Regions from separate parts of the Homo sapiens genome. Here region 2 is linked to region 1. Evidence: chromatin loops called from intact Hi-C (ENCODE). Cell type or tissue: mammary epithelial cell. All regions are shown on one strand.

Region 1 (8,000 bases):
TAATAAGATACCATAAATTGAGTAGCTTATAAATAGCAGACATTTATTTCTTGCAGTTCTGGAGGCTGGGAAGTCCAAGAACAAGATGCTGGTGGATGTGGTGGCTGGTGAGGGTCTGCTTTCTGACTCATACATGGCACCTTCTAGCTGTGTCCACACTTAGTGGAAGGGGGTATGGATGAGCTCCCTTGGCCCTCTTTGATAAGGGCACTAACCCCATTCACAAGGGCTCCACACCCTTGACCTAATCACCTCCTGAAGGCCCCACGCCTTATACCATCACATTGGAGGATAAAATTTCAACATATGAATTTTGAGGGGACATAAATATTCAGAGCACAGCAAGACAAATTAAACCATAACAGGCCCAGGTGTAGTCCAGGTGCAGTGGTTCACGCCTGTAATCCCAGCACTTTGGGAGGCCAAGGCAGGCAGATCATCAGAGATCAGGAGTTCGGGACCAGCCTGGCCAACATGGTGAAATCCCATCTCTGCTAAAAATACAAAAAGTAGCTGGGTGTGGTGGTGGGCGCCTGTAATCCTAGCTACTTGGGAGGCTGAGACAGGAGAATTGCTTGAACTCGGGAGGTGGAGGTTGCAGTGAGCCGAGATTGCACCATTGCACTCCAGCCTGGAAGACTCCATCTCAAAAAAAAAAAAAAAAAAGAGTTAGCCGGGTGTGGTGGTGCACACTTGTAATCCCAGCTACTCAGAAAGCTGAGAGGCAGGAGAATCACTTGAACCCAGGAGGCAGAGGTTGCAGTGAGCTGAGATCATGCCATTGCACTCCAGCATGGACAAAAAGAGTGAAACTCCATCTCAAAAAAGAAAAACAACAACAACAAAAAAACGCCATAACGGAACATAATTCAAATAATAACAGGAACCAAGTTCAGAGGGGGCTGGAACTCAGGCTTGGGCATGGCCAACACCCAGGATAATTCCAGAGGCTTTGGAGCAGGGATCGCAACCTCTGACTCAGAGCCCAGCAATCAGGGCAGGCAGCTGTCTCTTAGCCCCTCGAGAGGACTGAGGCACCGCAGCCAGTTTCTTTGTCCCTCTTTTCAATAGCCAGACTCCAGGAGGGAGCAGTGACTGACCAGGCTGCGTAGGAGCCTGTCCCTTACCTGCAAGTGGGTGGCAGGGGCAGGGGGCAGGTGGGGAGAGAGGGCCTCGAATGGTGGTCCCACCAGACCCTCTCCTGTGTGGAAGAGGTCATTCCAATTTTGCACCCTGGGATACTGATAGGAAGAGGAAATGCAGGCAGGTAGCGAATGTGGCCAGCCCTGCTTCTTGAGTGACTCTCCCACCTCTTCCTGGATGCTTAGGTGTTGATTCCATGGCCTAATTCTCAGAGAGCACGGGCAGATGTGGATGCTGAGGTGCACAGGTATTGGAGCTGTTGCCCAACGTCTGGCTGGGAGCCAAGAAGCCCAGGTGTCCCTGACAGTGCACCTTGAACCTGGGCCCGCCGTCTTATGTGGAGCAATCGGCCAAGTGTGTGCCGAAGACCTTCCAGTCCAAATGTCTACAGTGGCTGTGTGTGCAGAGAAAGCGCTGGGCTCGGTCCCTGGAGCCGTTTCTCTAGCTCTCACATTTCTTTTTCCCCATCCTCTTGTAAGAAACTAAGGCAGTGCCCTTTCCCGGCTTCAGGGGAAGAGCTGAGGCCAGGTTTCAGGTGGGCCACGGAGGAGAAAGTACTGGGCTCTCGGGACTTCTCTCCCAGGGCCCTAGAGGATGTGGCTGGCATTCCCCCTAGGGACAGCACCCTGCGCTGCCCAGATGCCTGTCCCCTCCTTGATGGGGAACACGGAGCTTTCCTGGGCTGCTGGCCTACCAATGCCAAGAGGCTGGCCCACAGCCCCTCCAGACACAGCCAAGAGCCTTGCCTGGAGCCCAGTGTCAGCTGCAGGGCCTGGGACATTTCCGAGGAATCAGAGGCAAGGATGCCAGAGCTACGAGGAGCCTTAGATTCAGAAACAAGGCTCAGAGAAGGCAGCACCTCAGATAACTGGCTCAGAGAAGGTGGCCCCTCAAACGCTGCACAGCCAGCCCCAGGCTGATCCCATGCCAAATCCCTGTTCCCTCAACATGGCTCAAACTGGAGTCCCTCTGGATCTGTTTGGGAGTCCAAAATTATTTAGAAAGACTTTTTTTTTTTTTTTTTGAGACAAAGTCTCTCTGTCACCCAGCCTGGAGTGCAGTGGTGTGATCTCGGCTCAATGCAACCTCTGCAACCTCTGCCTCCTGGGTTCATGCGATTCTCCTGCCTCAGCCTCCCAAGCAGCTGGGATTACAGGCATGTGCCACCATGCCCAGCTAATTTTTGTATTTTCAGTAGAGTCAGGGTTTCACTATGTTGGTCAGGCTGCTTTCGAACTCCTGACCTCAAGTGATCCGCCCGCCTTGGCCTCCCAAAGTGCTGGGATTACAGGCATGAGTCACCACGCCCGGCCTAGAAAGACTTAATTGTGAGTTTGTAATCCAAGAAAATAAATCTAAAAAGAATACTATTTGCTTATTCTGATCAGGCCGACAAACCCCCAGGAGCTGTCTGGGCTCCCAAGACCTGAGCTGCCTTGAGGTTGGAACTGTTTTAACTACGGCAGGCTCAGTGAGAGAAGAGCCGAGAAGCCGGCGACGACATGGCCCAGGGATGTGGTGGGGGAAGGGGCTGCAGTTCTGCGGGCTCTGAGGTCTGCGGGTTCCAGACAGCCTCAGGCAGCTCGCAGCCCTGTGATTCATGCCTCATCTTGGCTCAGCAAATGGAGCCCCAAGCCAGAGGCAGAATTTTCTAGGCTGTGTGGCAAGAGAACTGAGTGTGCGGAGGTTGGGGGTGGGGGCTTCTGCCAAGATAGGAGGCTCTGACTTCCCCAGGGCAGCAGGAGAGCCAGGTGCCTGGATGAAGCAGGGAGCAAGGCTCCGGGAGGTGGGCCCCGGGGCAGCCCTGCTGAAGCCCACCGTTTCTCCTGGGTCTGAAATGAGTCTATTTCCCTGAAAAGCAAACTGGAAGACTCACAAAGAGGAAACGGGCCTCGAACACACACACGGCACCCTCTGCCCTAGATCCCCATGTCTGCCATGTTTCTACATCCTCCCCGGGTGCTGTCTGCCCCCACCCACTGAGAGGCCAGCTTCCGGGAGAGCTCAGGGTCAGGCAGTGCCCAGGAAGCCCACCACAGCAGCCCTTTGAGCCCAGGGTGGAGGTTGAGTCTCTGTGCTGTTGGTCACGAATTCTGTTTGGGCTTCTGCGAAGGCATGCCTTGCCCCGCCCTGGAGGTGTCGACAGAGTGGCCGGGAAATTTAGGTCAGCTCTGGGCAAGTCCCTGCAGGTGGGATCTAGTGACAGGAGAGACGGGCCTGGCTGTCAGCCGTGAGCTCTGCTGGGGACTGAGCACCCACTCGGATGACACATCCCCATTTCCTGGGCCCGCCCAGAAACCCTTCCCCTGGAGACAATGCGCTGTGAGTGGGCGTGGGAGCTGAGGAGCCCCTGGACCCAGCACTGCTGTCCGACTGCAGGCTGCCGCTTTGCCCTCATTCCCTGGGGCCTGGACCGGCTCGGCTCGTGGGGCCCCCTGCCTCTGATTCTTCAGTCAGTGACTTCTCTGAAGTGCCGGTCCAGCTGACCTGGGACCCTCTGTGGGATCTCTGCTCAAAGCACAGGCCTCCTGCTCAAAAGCCCCCTCCTCGGAGAGGCCTTCCCTGGCTCCTCAGAGCACTCCGGCCCCTCCACCCCCACCAGCTGCACCGTCCCTTGGGATGTTCACAGCACAGACACAGGCACAGTCCCGGAGGGGGTGGCTACGTTGTGTTTGTTTGATGAGGAATAAATAAATGATGTTGGGTAAACCCTCCCAGTTAGTAGACTCCTCCTCTCACCCCCTGAAAGCTTAGACTAAGGGTCTCTTAGGCTTCTGCCAGTGAGGAGTCCAAAAGGGACAAGAGGCTTCAAAAAGAGGACAAGCCCCCAGTGGACTCCACTCAAGCTGGGCTCCGAGAGGCTTAGGAGGCTTCCAGGTTCCACTGGCAGTGGGTATGAAAATCCCTTTGCTACAAGTATTCTGAAGCCATGCCTGAATTTCTCCCATTCATTCACTCATTCATTCACTCTTCATTCATTCATTCATTCATTCATTCATTCATTCATTCATGCCTGCCTGCTCATCTATGCTTGAGTGGAACAGGCCCAGCTGATGTCCTGTGTGTACCCGGCACAGCTGCCACAGCTCCCAGCCCATCCACTCTGCCAGCCCACCTGGCCCCACAGGGCCAGGCCTGCAGGTGTCCTCTCCCAGGCAGGGGGCAGAGGAGGCAGCTCACTTCAAAGGGCCCCTGGCTTTGCCTGGGTCACAGTCTGGAGCTCCCCACTAAGAGCCGAGAAGCGTGGCCCTACAGAGGGTCCCAAAGCCTGAGGAAGGGAAGATAGGGAACTGCCCAGAATTGGGTAGCACTACTTCCCCATTTTACAGACGAGGAAACTACAACTTAGAGAGAAGAGGTTTCTGGCCCAAAGTCACACAAAGTCAAAATTGGACCCTGGTCAACATGGAAGGGGAGGGAGTGGAAAAGAGATGGCAGGGGAATGGAAGGGAAGGAAGAGAAAAGAAGTCTCTGGAATCGGCATGGGAAATGAAGAGACTCCCCCAAGGCCCTGTCCTCATTTACCCTCTGCGCCTGGCCCTTCCCTGCCCTGCCGGCTGGATGTCCAGGGACCCACCCAGCCCGACCTGCTCTCTGCCGCGCTGCTCACACTCGGCTGCTGTGCGCTCCTGCCCTCTGGTGGCAAGATCTGGAAGCGCGTTGTCACTGCATCCCAGCACCTCTAGAGGGGAAACTAGGAGCAAGTCAGTTCACCACCCACTGTGTGCAAGACACTGAGCTGGAGACCTAGGGAGGAGGGAACACAGCCCCGTTTCTGAGAGTGCAAAGTTTAGGGGACAAGACAGACAGGCAAACAGACCACGGCAACACAATGAGATAGGGACTTGGCTGGGGGAAGCTCAGGTTGTTTTAAACCTAAAACAAGCAGCCCCCAAATCTATGAGGAAGAGCCTGCCTAGCAGAAGGTCCCACCATGCCCAGGAACATTTGGGCAGCACCTGCTCTGAGGGCTCTGGGCTGCCTGGCTGGGGTGGGACAGACCCAGAGTCCTTTCTGATCTGTCTGCAGCGAGAGCCCTGGAGCCAGAGGGGACCCGAGGAGGTTTGCAGGCTGTGGTCTGGGCAGGAAGGAAGGGCTGAGGTCCCCACCCTTCTTCTCCCTTTCTTAACCTAGTGCAGACCCAGCTGAAGCCAGCCTCACAGGGTTAACAAGAACTGCGGACAGTCATATAGCTATAATTAAGCATTCATCAGGCTGTACTTTGACCCACTTCCTTGTAACCAAAAGTCACGTAGCCCTAGGTACGGACAGTTCACATCCCCATGGTTCCTATTGATAGGATCTCTGACCTTAGAATCATAGGAATTTTGTTTAAGAATTGCTTAAGCAGATCCTGAATTCCATCAGAACAGCTGATGCCAACCAGCTCGAAGACCCCCACAGAGGAACGGAATCCGCGTGACAGTGAGGTTTCTTCATCTCCTTGTCCCGTGACTGCACTCTTCGACCAATCAAGGACCTCCACACTTTGACCCACTTCAAAACCCTTAAAAATTCGAGCCCCGAACTCCCTGGGGAGATGATGGATTGGGGGTTTCCTCCCATCTCCTCACTTGGTGGCCCTGCATTGATTAGACCTCTCTCTCTGCTGCAATGCGGCATCTTGCATATTGACTTCCTGCACGGGTCAGGCCATGAACCTATTACGGTTCCAGAGCTTCAGGCTGGAGAGGCAGAGTGACAAGAGGGTTCAGTAGAAGGCTGGGAGCCAGACTGCCTGGGGTCTTAACAGCAATTGCGTCCTCTGGGCTTCAGTTTTCTCTTGTGTGAAAAGGTAATAAGAACAGTGCCCACCTCTGAGGGTCGCCCTGAGGGTTAAACACACTGATACAGAGAAAGTGGGCAGAATGGTGTTTGGCCCATGGTCAGGGCTGATCATATCTGCTCTTGCCAATAATGCCAACTCACCAGCATCCAGCCCTCCTTTCTTTGGAAGAGTTTCCCATCTCACTCTCATGGCAGATAGTACCACCCAGAGTAGGTGCAGAGGCCCAGAGAGAGGAGGTGTCTCACGTGAGGTCACTGGGCGAGCAGCAACTGTGTTGAGCCTGGCACCCAGGCCTCTGGGCCTAGAGGTTGCAGCCTGGATTCCCAGCCCCCTTGTGTACCTTCTGGGCATCCCTGACTTCCGAGTCCCTGAACTGCCCTCCTCAGTGAGGAGTCTACTTTGCTACTTATTAACAGACTCTCTCACAGGACTGCTGGGCAGGTGCAGCCAGTTTCAGAGTCGCAGCATCCATAGCATTTGCTGAAGCATTGGCTACAGGCAACACCTGTATTGCATTTGTCTTCCTGGAAGATAATGAGCTCTAAAGCTTCACTGTGAAAAGTGTGGTCCCTGAGCCAGCAGCATTGGCCTCACCTGGGAGCTGGTTAGAACTGCACAATCATAGGCCCCTCCCAGACCTACAGAACTGGAATCTGCAGTTTAATGAGAGCCCCAGGCAGTATGTGTGCACCTTACCGATTGCCAGGGAAGGGTGTCTTAAGCAAATGGACTAAAGTGGGAGAATGAACTGTAGATGTGTCCACCGAGCCTGCCCTGGGCAGCACATGTGCCGGCACCCGTGCCAGGGTCTGGGAATTCTTGGGGGAGTCGGCCGAGGTCAGCGCCTTCAGGGAGTCCCCAGCTCCTGCTGTTAGCAGGTCTTCACGCGACCGCACATGCTGGCCAGACAGTGCTGGGAGGGAAGGAATAAAGGCCACGGGGGCCTGTCTGCTCGGAAGAGTCAGAATCTGGGCTGAAACTTGAGGGAAGAACCGGATAGGCCAGGCAGACGTGGGGGAGGGCCTTCCAGAAAGGGGACTCCCTGTACCAATTCCTGAGCTGGGTGTTTTCAGAGAAATGGGTACTTTGCAGACCTTACCCTAATACTTCCAGGTGCTGAGGCAAGAGTAGAATTGGAGGCCCACCTACTCTAAGTCTAAATATCTGCAAGTCATATAGCTGACAAACTATTAAATAAAATGTGTTCCAGCCTCTTATAAATATGCCTTCACAAGGATCTGGAAGGCCAGCTTTAAATTTAGTATTTTTGGACTCCTGGGAGTTCGGCACTACAACACAATGGTGTGGGGTGGGCCAGCCCCACCTGCCCCCTTCTGCTCTGTACCCTAAGTATGCACACATTCATGCATACATGCTGTGTCCCAGCCTGCCATCGTCCACATCCCCTTGTCCCACGAACAGCTGCCCCATGGGATATGCAAACCAGGTCAGCCTCAGGAGGGCAGACCCTGGGAAGAAGTTCAAGAAGGCCCTGGAAATGTGGGGAGGAGCATGGGCTCTGGGAGGGCACACCCCTTGACCTCATGAGAGGACCCCAGCTGAAGGGGCTCTGTGACGCTTAAAGTATGACACACCCTCAATTTTAAGACACATTTCAGAGACACATGTACTATATTTGCTGTCCAAAAGCCTTCTGGTTCTCTGACCATAAGAATTTGTTTAAACCTAATGTTTCATTGAATCTCTACATCAATTTGGGAATTATTAATAATAGGAACAATTTAAAATCTTCCCCATGTTGAATCTTGCAATCCATACACATAGGACGTCTTTCTGTTTATTTAGTTCTTTAATTTCTTTCAGTGAGGTTTTGTAATTTCCACGTAAAAGCCTTGCATCGTTTTGCTAAGCATTTTTATATTTGTTCCCCCTTTTACATCTTGAAAACCCTCTGTGAAGGCAGCATGGCGGTCATTATTAACCACACTGTGTAGAAGGTCAGAGAGGTTAAGAAACCTCAATTAGCAAGGGGCAATGCTGGGACTGGAGCTCTCATCCTCAGCCCCCTGGCAGAACCGGGCCTGGCCTTGCTCTGGTGAGGGTGACT
Region 2 (8,000 bases), 180 kb before region 1:
TGGGCCCTGCACTTTTTCTTCTTGCCTCCCTGTGGCTGTAGAGAAGAATCCGCACCTCTCCTTCCCCATGCTTATTGAAGGGCCTTTGGGGAAGAGGGCTGTGAAGGCACAGCACTTTGTGATTCAGCCACTCGGACACAGCTAAGGAAGAGCTCCCGTGCAGGGGTGACTGCCTACACTTCCAGCAGCTGGGCTCAGAGGGTCCTGTGTGCACCTCCTTTACTTATCAGACATGCCCAACAAAACGTACTTATCAACCCTTCTAATCTATCAGTTAAAACGTAATTTCAAAAATCTCTACATAATGTGTCTTTGCAAGGCCAAAACAATAATTAAAAGCTATTTTAGGCCAGGCATGGTGGCTCACACCTGTAATCCCAGCACTTTGGGAAGCCAAAGTGGGCGCATCACATGAGGCCAGGAATTCAAGACCAGCCTGGCCAACCTGGCGAAACCCTGTTTCTATACAAAAATTAGCCAGGTGTGGTGGGTGTGCATCTGTAATCCCAGCTACTGGAGAGGCTGAGGCACAAGAATCATTTGAACCCGGGAAGCAGAGGCTGCAGTGAGCCGAGACTGCGCCACTGCACTCCAGCATGGGCGACAGCACCAGACTCTGTCTCAAAAAAAAAAAAAAGCTGTTTTACATTTTGGGAAGCCAAGATGGGAGGATCACTTGAGGACCGGAGTTCAAGACCAGCATGGGAAACATGGCAGGACCCCCATCTCCACAAGAAAATTAAAAATTAGCTGGGTGTGATGGGATGTGCCTGTAGTCCCAACTACTCAGGAGACTGAGTTTGGGGGATCGCTTGAGCCCAGGAGGTTGAGGCTACAGTGAGCAGTGATTGCACCACTAAATTCCAGCCTGGATGACAGAGTGAGACCTCATCTCTGATAAAGGCTGGGCGCGGTGGCTCACACCTGTAATCCTAGCACTGTGGGAGGCTGAGGTGGGCAGATTACCTGAGCTCAGGAGTTGGAGACCAGCCTGGGGAACATGGCGAAACCCTGTCTCTACTAAAAATACAAAAAACTAGCCGGCCGTGGTGGTGTGCACCTGTAATCCCAGCTACTGGGAAGGCTGGGGCACAAGAATTGCTTGAACCCAGAAGGCAGAATTGCAGTGAGCCGAGATTGCACCACTTCACTCCAGCCTGGGAGACAGAGGGAGACTCTGTCTCAACAATAAATAAATAAATAAATAAAAATAATTTTAAAAGTTATTCTATATTAGCAGCTATATTCTCATTTTGACATTAAATATTAAAGAGACCCTGGTCTTTTTCCATGAGTGTGTCTCAAACACTTGTTCCAAGCATCCCTGCCGATCTTACCTTGTCACAGAAGACCTTGATCTGGCAGTAGGCCCGGTGCACAGGCTTGTTGCTGCGGTTGTTGTAACTATAGGTATCAACTTGAATGTTAAGAGGCAACCCCTTCACTCCCTTCTGGGAAGAGAAATCTGTGCTTAAGCAGTTCACAGAGATGAAAACCTGCCAAGGGAAGAGAAGGTTCCATAAGCAACAGGCACCAAGTCAAACCTAGCACAGCTCATGAAAATATTAACATCACTGAAATTACTCAAGTCTATTTTAAATGAGAAGCTCAGCTTCTCATTTTTTAAAAAAGGGTTTTTAAAAAGAGGTGATCAGGGGTTTATTTTAAAACTGCTTTTGGTCATAGAAATAGCAGACCTTAAAGAGGAGGAAGAGTCGGCAGCTCTGAACCTCTGCTTATGTTCCCTTCCAGAATCCCTATTTAATATCAGCTAGGACAGGGGAAGAGGCTGGTTAGCTTTCCTGATGTCATTTTCCAAAGTTACCAATAGCATAGCTCCCTCTGCAGCTGTTCTGTAACTTAGTAAAAACTTCCTAGGAATCCACCTATATTTGCGTTGACACCACCTCTTAGGATAACCTGTAGTACTCTGTGTCCTCATATTTTAGAACTTATGACATCAGTGTTCCTCTAATCCACAATTTTTATAAGATTCCAATAAAGTTCTCTCTCAATCTTTGCCCATGCAGACTAAACAGTCCTCATTTCTTTCCAGTTTGTTCTTATTAACCTTTTGGTTATCAAATCACATTGGGCCCAGTGTTCAAGGGATGATTTGTAATTTACAATTATTTCCATACTCCTTTCTAGGTATGGAAATATCAGTGCAAGGGTCTTTTATTTAAACATAACTGGATTCTTTACATGCCCAGATTAAACCTAAGACAAAAGTGGTAACGTTTGTTAATAGGCTGAGAACTTAACGATCACTAAACACCCAGGAATGTGTTCCTCATTCAAGAAGTTCCACACAGATGTGGTCAAAACTCCCTAGAATAACCCGGGAAGATGTTATGCTGGTGGGTCTATTTCCATGAGAGAAACGAAGAATCCAATTCCTTAAGCAACAGTTCTACTATTCAATCATGAAATTACTTCAGAGAAACTGTCTAAACCAGACTTTGAGCTTCTCAACCCACAGTTTCAAAAGTCTGCTTTCCTATCAGTGCCCAAGCCACCACTTCCCACAGGAGCAATTTTTTTTTTTTTTTTTGAGACAGTCTGGCTCTGTCACCCAGGCTGGAGTGTGGTGGTGTGATCTCAGCTCACTGCAACCTTTGCCTTCTGGATTCAAGCCATGCTCCCACCTCAGCCTTCCAACTAGCTGGGATCACAGGTGTGCGCCACCACGCCCAGGTAATTTTTGTATTTTTTTTTTTTTTAGAGACAGGGTTCCACTATGTTGCCCAGGCTGGTCTCCAACTCCTGAGCTCAAGCAATCCTACCATCTTGGCCTCCCAAAGTGCTGGGATTACAGGCAGGAGCTACCACACTCAGCCCACAAGAACAATATTTAAAGATGACTTCCAAGTGCAGTAGGTTAGCACCGGCTACACTCACTCCAGCTGCTAGCATGTGCCTGAGCAATGCACTAAGCCGGCGAGAACCCATCCAGGGGGATCCCCCACCTTCGAAATGGAAGGCAGGAGATGTCACACCCTTCTCTCCTGGGCTCCAAATCAGTTATCTCCCGCACATTTTCTCAAAAGTTAAAATAAGCTGAGTCACATTATGAATATGACATTGGAAGCTGCTACTTAAGAGGAACCCAGTGTACAGCAAATAAACATGTGCCATTTCCCCACTATTTTTATCACTGTGGATTTTAAAAATGTTTTTGAGCTCCCTTTCAACTAGTTTTAGAATTTACTGCGGATGCATGTGCACCACATAGTGGACATTATTGGAATTACAGTTTTTAAAACTAAGACTGGCCCATTTCAGACCCTTCAACCCCGTGAGCTGACAGGGGAAGATTCCTTCTAGCCCCTGGGTCAACAGCCAAGAATGGGTCCACCACAAGCAGCACTGGGTGTCACTGGCTGAACTAGGGCAGATGGGGAAAAATTTAAGTTATAATGGGGTTGGGGGGCAGCTATAGTAACTTTTTTTTTTTGAGATGAAGTTTTGCTCTTGTTGCCCAGGCTGGAGTGCAATGGCGCAATCTCGGCTCACAGCAACCCTGCAACCTCCGCCTCCCGGGTTCAAGCGATTCTCCTGCCCCAGCCTCCTGGGTAGCCAGGATTACAGGCTTGCACCACCACACCTGGCTAATTTTGTATTTTTAGTAGAGACAGGGTTTCACTATATTGGCCAGGCTGGTCTCGAACTCCTGACCTCATGATCCGCCCACCTCGGCCTCCCAAAGTGCTCAGATTACAGGTGTGAGTCACCACTCCCGGCCACATTTTTTTTTTTAAACACTTCAAGTACAATCTCTAAATCCACAAATCAGAGGTAAGGAGAGTCTGTGGAATGCATTCAGGTTTAAAAAAAAAAAAAGTCCATGCAAACAACTAAGCAAAGTAACCAAACCACCATATATTTTTCAATTTACAACCAATGGAAAATCCGAATTTTTTCTGTCATTCTAGGCCACGTGGCTCAATTCCTAGTTCAAAAACAGCTGCCTGGGAAAGTTCGACTTCATCCTCACGATTCCAGGAAGTGATATTCCCTTTACAAGAAGATTTCACAGTAATCCAACCCGAAACCTAACCTCCCCTTGCTTCCCAGTTTCAAGTTTCTATTCAAAAAAGAAATGAGCAGGGGCCAAATCCCAGGATCGGGGCAAACATGGAGCTTTGGCACAGCTTTGCCCATGCTGGTGTGCATTCATGATGATTTGCAGTCTCTTACTGATATACATTTCTCTCTTATTCTAAAAAATCAATTCTTCCCAAACTTGGCAGTTTTCTAAATGTATTAAAGAAAGTTGACAATGGTCCTAATTCAGCATTAAAAAAAAAATGCTACCTTGCCTAGATAAATACACAAACATCCCAGGAGAAGGTGACAAAGCTGTGAAACGTAAGCACTGCAGGCCAGGAACATGAGAGACAAGAACAGTGGGCCGAAGATGCCAAAGAGAAGATGGGGCCGGTGCTCACGATGCCCCTGCTCTTAGGAAAGGATCCCAGGTAAGAACACAGATGATCAAGGGGATATGCTGGTGTGGAGGGGACATACGTGCCGGGTTTAACCCTCAACCAAAGTCTACAAGGGGAGCCACATGCACAGCCGCTTAGGTCTGAACATCAAAGCATTTGAGCTGGCCCCTAACTAAGCACTGCGACCCAGTGCAAGGGTCCTTACCTGTCAAAGGGCAGGGTGAGTTCGTGGATCTCTAGATGACTACCTCTGGACGTCTATGATTATATACTTATATTGACAAAGGATGAATCCTATATCCATACTGTTTTTACTGGTGACAATAATTTTGTGTAATACATTTACCTATCAACTTTTTATAAGTCATATTAGTTTAAAAATACCAAGTAAGTTGCCAGTTAAAGTCATCACAATAACTACTTATGTAAAACTTAAGAATCTCATACGGCAATGGCTCTCAAAGTGTGATGCCAGGAGCATCAGCACGAGGGAACTTGTTGGAAATGAAGATCCTGGTGCCCACCCCAGACTCACTGAATCCGAAAACTCAGGGAGAGTGAAGCGGGAGGTTAACAAGCTCTCCAGCTAATTCTATGCACACTAAAGTTTCAGAATCCTGTCTGTACAACAGTGCCTCACAACTCTGACTGAATTAGAATCGCCTGGCAGGACTTTAAAACATACGGATGTCAGATGTCCTGGCTACACCCCAGAGATTCTGATTTCATTGTCCTGGAATGGGTTTGAGATGCTGGGACTGTTTTTTTTGGTGCTTCCTACCAAATTCGAGTAATTCGAGTGATTGGCCAAGATAGAAACCACTGCGGTAACGTGATTAGTCTTCTAGCTGCTTATACACTGTGATCCACAAAAGGTCTACCTTGGCTCCAAAACTCTGAGATTATTAAAGCAAGTTCCAATACATGGTTTCCTTTCCTTAAAGAGTTAAGATATTTTTATATGTATTTATATGTATGCCAGCAAGTTTTTAACATTAAACAAAATTTTTACAGAGGCATAGCCCTATCAAATAAGAATATTCATGTAATCAAAAGAAAGATCTAGGTTAAAGCCATTTTGTTCAACCCTGCTATTCAATAAGGTCATGCAAATCCTCAAATACTCAAGAGTTCTTAAGATATTAACCACAAAAATAAACAAGTACACACACATTAAACTCTCCCGCTTATTTTTATTACTCATGTTATGTTTGATTTCATAGGGATTTGCATTTGTGGATGAACTTGTGTGTTCAGCTGAAGGCTGAAGTTGTAACTCTGAACCACAGGACAAAGCATGATGTGATGTCTTCCTCACTAAATGGCAATGTCCTTGAGAAGACCCTGTCTTAATCATCTCTGTGTCTCACGCCTGGCTCATAACATATGCTTATTGCATGCTTTTAATAAAAGGAGGAAAATGCATACTGGGTAGTAAGTAAGTATAGCTAAGAATAAATAAAATGTAGATATATAAAATATCTTTTCATACCCTTATCTAAATCAGAAGCGACTATTTTTCTGTAAAGGGCCCGACATTATTTTCACATCCGTAGGTCATATGCAACTACTCGACTCTGCAGTAATAGTGTAAAAGCAGCCACGGATATGAGTGTGGTCGTGTTTCGATAAAACTTGATTTATATAAGCAGGCACCTAGCTGGCCCGCGCCTCAGAGCTGTCGTCTGCTGACCAGTGATCTAAACCATCCTCTAAGTTGCTTGGACATTAATTTATCCTTACATCATCACGATGGAGTAAATAGGGAGGAGGTGTATTTCCCTGTTTGTAATTGAGTATTTCCACTTTCCGCATAAGCGACTTCCTGGCAAGACATCCAGTGTGTGCTGTGCCCATGTGTCACTCGCCTGTGGAAACACACTGTCCCTATCAGCCCAGCCCACACTCATGGAGGGGACCAGGTAAGTTCTGAGGGAGAAGTGCAGCTTCCGGGGAGCTTTATGGTCAGGAGGGTGGCCTTCTTTAGTCTGCAACTGAACAGTTTTGTTTAATGTTAAAAAGCTGCTGGCATACACATATGGCGAGTGTAGAAACACAAGCCAGAGCTCTCCCTTGGGTCCAGTGGGAGCAACAAGATGGGCACACTTTGTTCCTCAGTTTTAACACTTCCCATGGATTCTACCTAATGGGCAGCCCCGAGTGAGCAAGACCACAGGGCTGTTCACCCAAATCCAGGTAAAACCAGGCTCGGACCATTCCTATCCTGCAGACAAATTATCACTGTGATTACAGAAAACACTCCACTATCTTTACAGAGGATGGGAAAGAGGTAAAAAGTAAGATGAATGAGCACACATCCAACTCCTCCTCTATAAAACATACAGGAATGCACGCACACTTAAAAAGCCCCATTTCAGAATCGGAGTAGGCTGAATGATTTACAACCTTCCTTCTCTAGAAAGATGTGAAGATCTCTGACATAAAACTTTAAGAATTCAAAAGATGACCTTTTCTGTTTTCATACTTCCTTCCCAATTATTTTGAGAGAAAACATTTGTATTCAAATAATTAGAACATTAATCTCAAAAGATGAGCAACTACTATTCCCACCCAAATTATTGGAAGAGAAAAAAACTAACCACAAACATAAACTGCTGAACAGGCCAAGGTGCTCTACAAGATTCCTTTTTAAATGTCTAGCCCATTTTTCTAAGGACAGTTCCTCATTCCTGACCAAGAATTTATGCACTTAGAATGTTTCAAAATATTTAATTCTTTTTTTTTTTTTGGTTTTCAAACCTCAGTTTGAAAATGAGAGGAAAACAAAATAAAATGATTTACATAATCAAAGGATTAACTGATACAGACTTTTATTCTAAATGCTCACAAGCACAGAAACCAACAAGAAATCAGATCTTGAACGAATTTATAATGATTCTTCCAGGAAGCACCGCGGCAGCCACATAAGCGCTGTTCACACCTGGCTGCGTCTGCCAAGTTAGTCCTCAAAGAGAAAACAAGGAGGAAAAAGACAAAAAAAAAACAAACCACCAAACCCAGTGTGCTCAAAACACAGATCACCATCAGAGGTTCATTTCACAGCAGGTATAGGGAAAGTAACTGAGAATCAATTTTATAAAACCCCCAACACACCCACTCCTTTCGAGCTTTTATCAACACCACAAACCAAGACACAATTCCAGTAAAGCTTGCTAACTGTCTAGTCTAAAGAGAGTAGTCAGGAACGTGAACTTTAACAAGTGAATTTAATTTGTGGAGAGAAATTATAGAAATATTTTTAAATCTCCTAATTCACAGAAAAGAATGCATGAACAAAGCACTTGGAGTCCATGAGTCAAAAGTTACAAAAACATCAAGTGGTGAAGTTAGGAGCTAAGGGATGCAAATGTTTAATACATATCAGGGTATTTTTCATGAACTAGCAAAAAGGCTGTTGCTCTTTAAAAATTACCACAATGACAGTAATACTCATTCTGTATTATCATTCACCTATAAGAAAATAATCCAACATCCAAATATTAGTCTTAATTTTTTTTTCCACTGAGAAATTTAGGTAGAATTTTACAT

What was found. A loop is a pair of places that touch in the nucleus more often than their neighbours do. Peaks named below come from ENCODE experiments on the same cell type or tissue, not always from the same donor. Only the 100,000 strongest peaks of a DNase experiment are listed, where the experiment ranks them.
Region 2: it touches region 1 in a loop (9-fold over the local background); 3 of 110 quality-filtered maps call a loop at or near these places.

Annotation. Positions count from the first base shown.
Region 1 is chr2:9,796,634-9,804,633 of GRCh38, reverse strand. No RefSeq gene overlaps it. Among named protein-coding and RNA genes, the nearest start is that of TAF1B, 43 kb to the left of the region's middle. RefSeq lists a silencer at 3,520-3,814 and enhancers at 3,147-3,982, 3,983-4,818. In mammary epithelial cell, a CTCF peak has its summit at 4,780 (motif pointing left); DNase peaks (open chromatin) are centred at 1,383, 2,743, 3,343, 4,773 and 1 weaker place; H3K4me3 peaks cover 332 bases; H3K27ac peaks cover 3,241 bases.
Region 2 is chr2:9,979,620-9,987,619 of GRCh38, reverse strand. It overlaps GRHL1 (grainyhead like transcription factor 1), which reads right to left. Exons shown (of 16, transcript NM_198182.3): 9 at 1,338-1,496. Among named protein-coding and RNA genes, the nearest start is that of GRHL1, 32 kb to the right of the region's middle. In mammary epithelial cell, a CTCF peak has its summit at 3,218; no DNase peak of the experiment used is centred here.